2 separate regions of the Homo sapiens genome follow, and region 2 is linked to region 1. Evidence: read pairs that join two places in POLR2A ChIA-PET (ENCODE). Cell type or tissue: HepG2. All regions are shown on one strand. Links, peaks and the distances in the headings refer to the core of each region. The heading gives the core; the rest is flanking DNA.

What was found. ChIA-PET counts read pairs that join two places held together with the same protein. Peaks named below come from ENCODE experiments on the same cell type or tissue, not always from the same donor. Only the 100,000 strongest peaks of a DNase experiment are listed, where the experiment ranks them.
Region 2: POLR2A ChIA-PET joins it to region 1 with 5 read pairs; 1 of 35 experiments calls an interaction of 5 or more read pairs at or near these places.

What each region holds. Positions count from the first base shown.
Region 1 is chr5:82,362,600-82,368,890 of GRCh38, forward strand. No RefSeq gene overlaps it. Among named protein-coding and RNA genes, the nearest start is that of RPS23, 87 kb to the left of the region's middle. RefSeq lists an enhancer at 2,597-3,796. In HepG2, for the core only: a CTCF peak has its summit at 2,086 (motif pointing right); a DNase peak (open chromatin) is centred at 3,412.
Region 2 is chr5:82,620,354-82,626,644 of GRCh38, forward strand. No RefSeq gene overlaps it. Among named protein-coding and RNA genes, the nearest start is that of MIR3977, 220 kb to the right of the region's middle. In HepG2, for the core only: no CTCF peak of the experiment used is centred there; a DNase peak (open chromatin) is centred at 3,048.

The DNA of each region.
Region 1 (6,291 bases), core at 1,027-5,026:
AAGTGCTTTTACAAGTGAAAAAATGTAGCTAAAATGTTATTTCTCTATTCTATTTAAAATTAGGTTTCTTGGAAAAGCTTTCATTTTCTGAAATAAACATCCCCTTGAGCCTGGTGGTATGTATAAATATGGATTCACGAAATGTGGGTTTGCTTAAAAACAAGATATGCCCAACGAACTTTGCTTCCTTTTTTGATAGAGTGGGGAGACTGCTGGGGAGGGGAAATTCCACAGACAAAATGTGTCTGGATTTCAGGAAGACGTTTGATAGAGTCTCTTATGACGTCCTTGTGGGAAAGATGAAGGTACACGAGCAGAGTGACAGTGAAACTAGGAGGCTTCGTGGCCAGTTGGACAGGGATATGTGAAGGGCACTGAATTCCAGGTGGTGCCACTTGGGAGGGAGGCTGCAGGGCTGTCTGTGGACCTCACCTTTTTGGCCATCTTGACCTGAGGTTTGGATGATCTCAATCGTGAGGAAAAATTAAGAAACCATATCAAATAAGAATATGAAGTTTAAAGTAAATAAATCCTTCATTTTAGTCCAGAACTTTAGTGTGCATTTGTGCTGGGGGGAAGATCTTACTTTCTGTGGGAGAAAGGCTGAGGGTTTTTGTTGGCTGTGGGCACCACATGAATGACCAGTGTGAAGCAACTGCTGTAAGGATTAAGGATGCCTTTTAATTAGAAATGATTTTGGTAATAAGGAGGCTGTAGTCCCACTATGCCCTGCTATAGTCAGACTACATTTAGGGAGTTTTTCAGTACTAGCTATCGCATTTCCATTTTGTGGGGAGAGTTGCTACACAGCTGGAGTGAACCCGGGTAGTGAAAGGCCTGAAAAGCGACTTAAACAAGGAACCGTTGAAGGACCTTGGGACAGTTTAGCTAGACAAGAGCAAGCTGGGAAAGTGGATTAGTGAGCTGATATCTGGTTTCAAATATTTAAAGGAAGGTCAAGTAGAACAGGGAGCAAACTGCTGCATCCCTCCGGTACCAAATAGGGGCTAACAGGGGTGATTTAAGCAATGAGAGCTGTTAGATAATAGAATGATTTGCTCATTGTTTGGATGAATTTAAGGAGAGGGAACAGGAAGGCTGTTTAGGAAAGTTGTGGACGTCATATATCCGGAGGGCTAAAAGCATGGGCTTGGGAGCCGAGCAGATTGATGCTTGAGTTCTGGCTTTGCTAGTGGCTGAGTGACCTTGGGCAATGCATTTAATATTTCCATGACTCAAGTTTCTAATCTACACAATGCAGAAAATAATAGCACCTTTCTCCTGAGGTGGCTGTGAGGATTTAAATGAAATAATTCATGTGAAATGCTTATATTACCTGGCATTGAGTTAATATTCAATAAATGACAGGTATTGCTATGACCAGTCCTGATGTGAGGGAGGGCTAAACTAGATACTCTCCTTCCCAAATCTTATATTTCATATTTCTGTTCAATGTAGGGATTAAAAGGGACAAATGCATCTAGGTCATAGCCCTAGAGAGCCTTTGATTGCTTTCCCCCCCTTTGTTCTACTCAGTGCTCCTTTCAACTTCTTGAGGCGTGCATCTTGGGGAAGAAGTGTCAATCTTCTTTTTCTCAAATACATGTCACTAAAAATAAAGTGGCAGTGTACTTGAGAAGGTGCGCTCCATTCTGAGGACCCAGGGAGTGTGCTTTTGCTCATGTTCTTGGGAAATGGTAATCATATTATGCAGAAAACCAGAAAAGGATATGCCTAAATTCAAATTGTGTCAGAGATTTTTATGCCTACCAATTTGTTATTGTTTCTATGCCTTGTATTAATATAATATGACTTGAATAAGTATTTAAATAATTGTGCAATTAAAAAGAATTATATTCATTGTTAGAGAAAAAAAGGCAAATGCAACAGAGGCGGCATAACCACACATTATGTTTTTATCCAACTTCCTGGTCGAATCCTGCCACGGTTTGCTGACAGTATGCCCACGCCACATTTTTTGAGAGAAAAAACCATTTCCAGGAGCCTAGCTTTTCTTCATCCTTTCCCACAGCCACCTCCTGCCTCTAAAGTGCTTGAAGACACAGTAGGAAGGCACCAGAGGGCATTCTCAGACCATCTATTTTCAAGGAAATACAGCTGGGAAGTACAAAACAATTCTCCACTTCGGCCAGTTTTGGATGAAATGGTGGTTTCTAACACACACTCAGAAACACTTGGAGTCTGAAAGCTGCCATGCTAAACAAACTGCCATTCAACCTTGGGGTATCAGCAGAGGCATTTGACTGAGTGATCCCAATTCACAGGACAGTCAACGTTGTCCTCAGAAGCTGGGCAGGCAACATGGGCAAGCAGAGAAACCTGCCTGAAAATCCAGAGATGTGGGGCTCTTGGTTCCAGCATTAACTGCTTTTTGACCTTCAGCAAATTACTTTGTGCTCCAAATCTTAGTTTTCTCATCTATAAAAGGAAGATACGAAAGAATACATGAAGATCATTTTGAAGTCTAACTCTCAGTGGTTGAATTCCTTTCTTTTTTTACTCTCCCTCCCTTCCTTCCTTCCTGATTAAAGGAGAAACTGGGATATACTAATACTGTGTTTGGAGTAGGTCTGCTCTGACCTTCTAGTGCTGAAGAGACAGTCTCTGAGGATTGGCAACACACACTGCTCATTGTCGAGTTGAAAGTTGAGCACTCAGGCTTTGAGTGGCTTTCAGGTTTATTCAGGCTTTTCTGACTGGGGCATGCTTACCTTCTTCGTTGGAACAGCCATGGGACGTATATAGTCTAGCATCTTGGAACATTGACTCTACACAAGAATTCTGGAGAAAAATATGACATTTTTAGTGTTAAATAGAGATATTATGGAACATAGGTTAAAATTTTGCGTGCATTTTTACTGTGAAAGAAGACTTTAAAAATGTGGGATCTGTAGTTGGATGCTTTGGGCTGTACTTTTGTATCTCCTAAGATTAGAATTATCTCTTTGTATTATTTGGAGTGTATTGGAGGGAAATTTTAGGAAAGCTTACCCCTTGGGGTACGTTTTGAATGTGTCTCAGGCTGGGTTCCCTTGAAGCAGAGCCTGAGGCAAGCATTTAGCTGCATGCAATTCCCTGAGGGCATGGCATATTCTTTAGGGGGAAAAACCTACTAATAAGAGAGAGATGCAGGAGAGGAAAGGGCAAAGAGCTGTACAATGATGTCTTCTCAAGGACTGTGATCTGATTCATTGTGTGCGTGTGGGTGGGTTCTGATGAATGATTCACACCACAGAATTGACTCACCTTGAGGCAAGGGGACTGGAATTTTGTACACCCATATCAGTTGGTCATTATTTACAGGTAACCATAGGTGAAGCCTGAAAGGCGACAGTCTTCAGTCAGGAGGCAATTCCCCAGAGAAAGGAACAGCTATAAGCTGTATGTAGTCATGGTGTGCTAGAGTCAGCTCACCACAGCTCACGAGTGCTGTGTGCACATCACTTCCCAAATGCCCTTTCTGTGACTTCACCCTGACAGCTTGCAATCGGCCAGGACAGAAGCATTACATCATGAAAATCAACAAAAGCTACAAATCCCAGGCCTTACACTCCACAGGCAGCCAGATGTTAAACGTTTACCAGCATGGCCCTGGCCAACCTTCTCTGTAGCGAGAGGCTGGTGTCCTAGCTGGTGAAGGGGATCGGAGGAGGGCACCAACAGCATCTACTACATTGGAGTTACAGAGGATTTGCCCACAAATGATCTCCCCAACTAATTCGTCAGTTGGCAAAGCCATTCCTTTAGGGGTTGCCTTTCCTAGCCGGAAGAGGAGATGTATATACTATTGAGAATCATAGAACCAAGAGTCCACCACACTCCAGTCAAAACGACTGATTATGTTTTATAAGTGCAAGAGAAGGGCAGAGAGGAGGTGAGGAAAGTGTGTCATCGGAATTACCTGCAGTAAGGGGCAAGAAAGGGCTTATATTGCCTGAGGACAGAATTTAGAATAGCATTGATGCTATAGTATTTTTTTGAAGATTTTTTTTTCTCAGAATTTATTATTTAAAACACTGCACTTGACTGACTTCATTGATAGTTAGACTTTTTATTGTAAAATATTTATTGAGGAAAATTTCAAATATACATAAAATATATCTACAGCTAATGAAGAGTATAATAAACCCTCACCCCTCAGATTCAAAAATTATTAACTTATAGCCAATCTTCTTTCATCTATATCTCTACTCACTTCCTCTTGGGAGCATGGGAAGTTTTGGAGACTTAGTTAATTGGATAAAAGTTGATTGTGGCTAGAAAAAAGCCAGAGGCTGGCTGTGATAGCTTACGCCTATAATACCTGGACTTTGGGAGGCCGAGGTGGACAGTTGCTTGAGCCAGGAGTTTGAGCCTGGGCAACATGGTGAAACCCTGCCTTACTAAAAATACAAAAACTGGCCGGGCGCGGTGGCTCATGCCTGTAATCCCAGCACTTTGGGAGGCCAAGGTGGGTGGATCATGAGGTCAGGAGTTCAAGACCAGCCTGGCGAATATGGTGAAACCCCATCCTACTAAAACCACAAAAATCAGCTTGGCGTGGTGGCACGTGTATGTAGTCCCAGGTGCTCAGGAGGCTGAGGCAGGAGAAACGCTTGAACCCGAGAGGTGGAGGTTGCAGTGAGCCGAGATCGCGCCACTGCACTCCAGCCTGGGTGACGGTGCGAGACTCCGTCTCAAAAAACCAAACCAAACAAAAACCAAAAACAAACAAACAAATAAAAATGCAAAAATTAGCTGGGTGTGGTGGCATGTGCCTATAGTCCCAGCTACTCGGGATGCTGAGGTAGGAGGAATACGCTTGAGCTCGAGAGGTCGAGGCTGCAGTGAGCCATGATTGTGCCACTGCACTCCTGCCTGGGTGATAGAGCAAGGCTCTGTCTCACAAAAAAGAAAGAAAGAAAAAAAAAAAGGCAGATTTGGGGAATTTACCAAGGACTGTGGGAAAGGATTTGGTAGACGGAAGACACAGCAGCTAATGGACCACTTTCCCTAACCTATTAGGATCTACTAGGAATCATTAGAAGATATATGAAATGCATTACATGAGACCTGTATTCTGATTAACCTCACAATTTTTATCTCCAGCTCTTCCTAAAATGAAAAACCAGTGATGAAAAGAGAGTTACAAATTTCCTATAAAAGGAATTCAGTACGTCTTTGCTCTCTGAATACTTCTTTTTCCCCTGGGCTTTCTCTCTTCAGGTAGACAAGAGAAAAATGTCAAGACGATTTCTGAGTACAAATTCTAAATGATATTCCATCCTAAAGCAAGGCTTGTTGCCTCCATAACAAGATAAGAATCTTAATTCTTATTTGATGGGCAAAGAAATGTTATTAGAAAACAGAAGCAAGCTTGGACCTTCTTGTGACATGGACTTACGGTGATGGATTATGCCTATATACAATATTCATTTTTCTTTTTCTCTTTCCTTTCACAGTCTTTGTTGATTTGAGATAAGAGATGGCTTCTCACATTTTTCTAAGAATAACAGGTTTCCTTCTCTGCTTTCTGGCCATTCTACTTTCCCTCTTACTGGTTGCAATTCCAAAGATAACACACATGTGAGTGCTTGACAATCTGGAGTTGAAAGAAGTTGTTATGGGCCTCAGGAAGCACATGTTTGAAAAATTAATTAATTCATATGAATTAATAAACTAGGGAAAGCTTGGTTCAGTCATAATATATTTATCACTAGAACCTTCTACCAAGGACAGTTGGAAGCAGACAAATGACTTGAAAAATTAGACCATTGGGAGCTTCAGAAAACCGGTGCTGAGGGAAGAGTAGACACAGCAGCAGAGAAACAGCTCTGTCTAGATAATTGTCTAGCTAGTTTCTTTCTTTCTTTCTTTCTTTCTTTCTTTTTTTTTTTAGACAGAGTCTCACTCTGTCACCAGGCTGGAGTGCAGTGGCACGATCTCAGCTCACTGCAACCTCTGCCTCCCAGGTTCAAGCGATTCTCCTGCCTCAGCCTCCTGAGTAGCTGACACTACAGGCTCGTGCCACCAAGCCCAGCTAATTTTTTTGTATTTTTAGTAGAGACGGGGTTTTACCATGTTGGCCAGGATGGTCTCGATCTCTTGACCTCGTGAGCTGCCTGCCTCGGCCTCCCAAAATGCTGGGATTACAGGCATGAGCCGCCGCACCCAGCCTTGTCTAGCTAGTTTCTAATAAAGTGGCTGAAGCTACTTTGTTGGAACTGCCCAAGAAAGAGCCCTGTCCTTTATTCATGTGGGGAATCTGAGAAAGAAGCTCCCGAATGCTAT
Region 2 (6,291 bases), core at 1,013-5,012, 260 kb after region 1:
GAACTAAATAAATAGAGAGATAGAGATACTCCATGTTCATGGATTGGAAAACTTATCGTCAATATGCCAGTTCTTCTCAATTTGACCCACAGATTCAATACAATCTCGATCAACATTCCAGAAAATTATTTTGTGGGTATTGAGCAACTAATTCTAAAGTTTATATGGACAGGCAACAGATTCACAATAGTTAACTCAAGATGGAAGAAGAACAAAATTAGCGGACTGACACTGACTGACTTCAAGACTTACTATAAAGCTATGATAATCAAGATGGTATGGTATCCACCAAAGAATAGACAAAGAAACTAATGGAACAGAATAAAGGGCCCAGAAACAGTCCCTTTTAAACACAGTTAACTAATCTTTGACAAAGGAGCAAAGGCAAAACAATGGAACGAAGACAATTTTTTTCAACAAATGGGCGCTGGAACAACTGGACATCTACATACAAAAAAAATCTATACACAGCTGATGCCTTTCACAAAAAGTAACTCGAAATGTTTCATAGACCTAAATGTAAAATGCAAGATGAAAATTCCTAGAGGACAGCATAGGAAAAAACCTAGATGACCTTGAGTATGGCAATGACATTTTATATACAACATCAAAGGCATGATTGATGAAAGAAATAATTAATAAGGTAGACTTCATTAAAATTAAAAGTTTATCTGTGAAAGACGATGTCAAGTGGCTGAGAAGACAAGCCACAGACTGGGAGAAAAATATTTATAAAAGACACATCTTACAAAGGACTGTTATCCAAATACACAAAGAACTCATAAAACTCAACGAGCAGGGTTGCAGTGGTTTGTGGTTTGTGCTTGAATCTCAGCTACTCAAGATGCTGACACAGGAAGATCTCTTGAGGCCAGGAGCTCAAGATCAGCACGAACAACACACTTTTTTAGAGTCAAAAAGTGTTGCTTTTTGTCTCTAAAAAGGTCAGAGAACAGTATAAATCCACATTGATATAACATCACAAATCTAAGGCATCACCCTGGGTGGTCATGGGTCATGGTTAACCTTGCTGGGGGTGCCCCCCCATTTCACAAGTCAGTAGAGGCAAAGATAAACAAAGTTTCTAATAGCACAATTTTGGCTTGAGTTTCTCTATGTAGCCACACCTCACTGATTCTCCAAATCCAATTTTATTGAGAAATCTTGCTATGAATGCTTCCTTTCTAACTGACACCAGTACTATATTTCATTCTATGTTGTCTGTGCAATTTCTGATTCTGAATTTGCTGAGTCTGAGCACAGTTTCCCTATAACCTTCTTTATTCCCTTTCCAAAAAGATTGAGAAAAGTGGGTGACTCGATGTGTTGGTGACACCATTGAACACATTAAAACTCTCTCACTAAGTAGACCTAAGAACAGCCCTGGAATTTTTTTTTCCAGTGCTGGGTCACTAGTTGCTGTTGAAGACGTTCTCAAAAGCAGTTATGACAACCTGGAGAAGTGCAAGCTGCGGGAAATGATGTGTTTCCACAGTGGCATATGAAAGGGAAGTCTTTCATTCAAGAGCACAGAAAATGGCACATAGGTATGAATAGGGCGCCCTGCTAAGAATGCCATTAAATAAGCTTGCTATAGACTTTCAGAAATAGAACATTATTGCTTGGCACAGCCACCATTATACATTGGAGAGAAAAAGAATACATTTTTCACTATATGGCTTCTGTGTCCCTTCTATTAAGAGGATTAGAAGACTTTCCGCCGCTTGTGTTAAGCACTTCACCAACTTCCCATTAACAGAGAAAACACACAGTTTATATTGCCTTTCAGGACCCTAAGCATTTCTTCACACTTCTACAATTCAAAATTTCATGAAGACCATAATTTTTAAAAATATTTTCTGCGAATGGGTAGAAATTATTGACAGTGAGTCTCACTCAGCATCTCGGGGCAAACTGCTCTGTGTTCTGTTTTGCCCTAGTTTGTGGAATAAGCCCTCATAAAATTCACATGCCTAGGACCTGTGGTTGCCTGTGGAATTATTTCATCCAACAATGAAATATTTGGATGGCTGATGTGGGCTACCAGCTGGCTAAACATTGGTGAGACTGGGTGTATTGAAATGCTCTCAGTAGTAGAAGTTGGCAGACAGTTCATGGAGATACCAACCGCTATGGCAGGACTGTGTCCAGCCAATAACGGGGAATATTATAAGAGTGAAGGCAAAACCTCAAGCCTACAATATTTATAAAGTGTTTTGCAATTGCAAATAGATTTTCTAGAGTCATTTTTCTCACACTTAAAAGTTTGCTTGTATATCTAACATCATCCATATCCTGATATAAAAGTAAATATTCCTTTAAGGAAACAATGGTGGCTTGTTCAGGGCCCCAGACCAAATTTCTGGAGAGACCATCTCACTGTTATTGTTTAAGTCATGTTGACCTGCGGCTCAGAAAATGCATTCTCAGCAGCTGTCTTTATTCTTCTTACATGTTAGCTGTCTCCCATGACAAGCCTTTAGGGTTACCAAAAAAAAGATGTATGTTGAAAACTCTTATTGTTTGTTTTTCCTGCAGTTCCCTATAAAATGTCAGTATTTTTGAAGAGGTTCTCCTTAAATTGAACCCCTGAGGCTGGAGATTTACCAGGTTGATTTAGGAGTTTGAAATCCTGGAGTGTTTCCATAAAATGAGGATTTACAGTTCATAAATATAATGACAAAAGTGTGAAGATACATTTTTGTCCTTGAAAAACTACTGGAACAAAAGTACTTTTCATAAAAGGCCCACAAGCTGCTATTTCCTTCAGACAGAGGCCTATCCTGGCTAGGAAGAGTGAAGTGGCGTTTTATTGCCACTTGTTTAAGATGGTCTCCCTCTCTGCTTCTTGGGGAGCCACTTTCTCCTGACAGGTACACAGGTGGACATCGGAATTGAGCACTGCGACATTTAAGCAGCGACAAGTATAAAGAAATAACAGGAAAACATGTTAATAGGTAGAGCACATTTCTTTTATTTGCCCTGTTCCTGCCTGGGTTCAGCTTCTGGATCACTATAGTCTGGTTGTGATCTTTGCTCTCAGATCGTTAGCTGAGTTCCTTCTTGCATATGGCACCAAACAACCTGGTTAATAATTGACATTAAATTATCTGCTGTGACAAACTGTTTAGGGAAAATATATGCCATGCTTTGGCTTTATAAAATGTTAAGGGGGGAACACTAAGGAAACTGTGTCACTAATGGACCTTGTTTTTTTGTTTTTTTTTTTTTTTGAGATGGAATCTCTCTCTGTTGCCCAGGCTGGAGTGCAGTGACACAATCTCAGCTCACTGCAACCTCCACCTCCCAGGTTCAAGTGATTTTCCTGCCTCAGCCTCCTGAGTAGGTGGGATTACAGGCGCACACCACCATGCCCGGCTAATTTTTGTATTTTTAGTAGAGATGAGGTGTCACCATGTTGGTCAGGCTGGTCTCGAACTCCTGACTTCATGATCCGCCCGCCTCAGCCTCCCAAAGTGCTGGGGTTAGAGGTGTGAGCCACCATGCCTGGCAAATGGACCTTCTTGATAGATGATAGAAATGGTGTGAGGCTAGCAGTTATGTAGCTCTGCAGAAAATGGCCTAGGTTGAATAGCAGCAGTGGATTCATGAGTTTGGGGAAAACCTCTGGATTTTCTTTCAATTTAGTTGTGAATTGAATTGACATAATTTTCAAACTTAGGATGAATGTTGGAGCTTACCCTGAGGTTAAAGAAGGGACAGCCTTCCAGATTTGCTTACTTTATCCCAATTCTTGGAAAGGCAGAATCATGTCTCCATTCTACTCTGACTAATTCACTTCTATAAATGTCTAGTAACCTAGAAGGAGGGAGGAAGTGTTGTGCCCACCGCACACCTACTTCCCTTAATGCTGATGTTTGGTTATAATTAGAAATAACTTTATATTGTGGAAAGAGCACTATGCCATGAGTCAGACAAACTAAGTTCTAGTCATGGATTCACAACTGATAATAGTTTCCTGAGCAAAGCAAGATACATTGAGATTGAAAGGGAGTATTATTAACACTTATACTGGTCCACAGGCATTAACCAGGACTGTTGTGAGGAAACTGGGATGTATGGCCATTCTTCTACTTCCTGTGTGTTTGGGCAAGATAATATTCTAAGGGAATATTGAAGGAACCGAAGTAGAATGGGCTCCTTTTGGTAGTCTTTTCCTGTAAACCAGCATAATTTTTAAGAAGTAAGACCTAATGTAAGGAGAGGGCTGTGTTTGAAGAGACATTAGGGAATACTGTAGATCCCGATGGTGCAGTTAAGCAAGCCTATAGCTGTGTATATTTGGCATCTGACCAGAAATATACAGTTCTGACATTTTGGGGAATTAACTTTGCTGTTAAGTCATTGCAGCCCTGGAGACTAAAACTCAAGGACTCTTGGTCCTCCTCATGTCATAATTTGACGTTCCTTGGCCTAAATCTGGCGATCAGCCTCGGGCCCTCTGCCTCATTGTTTTTTGCAGAATTAGAAGGAATCAAGATACTTTCTGTAGAGCTCCTGCTACCACACTGACAACTGTGTTCATGGCCCATGTAGCCCAAACCTCTTCAGCCATCTGCTCAGCCTACTGGCCACAGTTCTGAATTAAGCAACTGGAGGCCAGTCATTAACAAACACCTTCTGTTGGCTTATACACCATGACCAAGAAACTTCAATTGGCAGTTTGAGGTCATACAAGACACTTAACTTGAATATGTTTTATGCAGGAAAATCAACTCATAGGTACTGCCATGTAAGCATTATACATATTGATTAAATAATATTAATGCAAGGTCCATGGGCAGGTTATATACAAAATGACTCTGTTGCCACATAAGGAGGTTGTGGCTGTATGAGCATCCCTTTAAATCATGCAACAATATTTTGGAATATCTTTCAAGTAGGTAACAGGGCTAATTAGGTCATCAACAAAGATTTGTGTTCCCCTTCCATAGAGTAAAGCTGGGTGCTAGGAGGCTGCTGTCCACCTAGGATCTAGATTTCCCTGAATATCAGGCATAGGTGGAGCCTAGTGTCTAGTTTCTTCACAGTGAAACATGAAGAGATATCTTTCTGTAGTCTTGTCTCCATATACCAGTGGAATGTGACTGTCTCCAAGACCCTGGAAGAAGAACCCTGGGTCCCTACATAATCATGTGAAAGGCTACTAGCCAAGGAAATTAATGTGTGAGAAATATAACTCTATTGTGTTAAGATTTGAGGGGTGATATGGTTTGGCTGTGTCCCCACCCAAATCTCATCTTGAATTGTAACTCCAACAATTCCCACATGTCATGGGAGGGACCCAGTGGGAGGTAATTTAATCATGGGGGCATGTCTTTATTATGCTACTTGTGATAGTGGGTAAGTCTCATAAGATCCGATGGTTTTATAAATAGGAGTTCCCCTGCACAAGCCCTCTCTCTTTGCCTGACACCATCCATATAAGGGACTTGCTCCTCCTTGCCTTCTGCCATGATTGTGAGGCCTCCCCAGCCACATGGAACTGTAAGTCCATTAAACGTCTTTATCTTCCCAGTCTCGGGTATGTCTTTATCAGCAACATGAAAATGGACTATACAGTAAATTGGTACCAGTAGAGTGGGGTGCTGCTAAAAAGATACCCAAAAATGTGGAAGCGACTTTGGAACTGGGTAACAGACAGAGGTTGGAACAATTTGTAGGGCTCAGAAGATGACAGGAAAATGTGGGAAAATTTGGAACTCTCTAGAGACTTATTGAATGGCTTTGACCAAAATGCTGATAAAGATATGGACAATGAAATCCAGGCTCAGATGGTCTCAGATGGATATGAGGAACTTGTTGGGAACTGGAGCAAAGGTGACTCTTGTTATGTCTTATCAAAGAGACTGGCAGCATTTTGCCCCTGCCCTAGAGATTTGTGGAACTTTGAACTTGAGAGAGATGATTTAGGTTATCTGGCAGAAAAAAAATTCTAAGCAGCAAAGCATTCAAGACATGACTTCGGTGCTGTTAAAGGCATTCAGTTTCATAAGGGAAGGACAGCATAAAAGTTTGGAAAATTTGCAGGCTGACAATGTGATAAAAAAGAAAATCCCATCTTCTTAGGAGAAATTCAAAGTGGCTGCAGATATTTGCAGAAGTAATGAGGAGCCCAGTGTTAATCCCCAAGACAATGGGGAAAATGTCTCCAGGGCATGTCAGAGGGTTCTTCATGCAGCCCTTCCCATCACAGCCCTGGAGGCCTAAGAGCATAAAATGGTTTTGTGGTCTGGGCCTAGAATCCCTGTGCTGTGTGCAGCCTAGGGA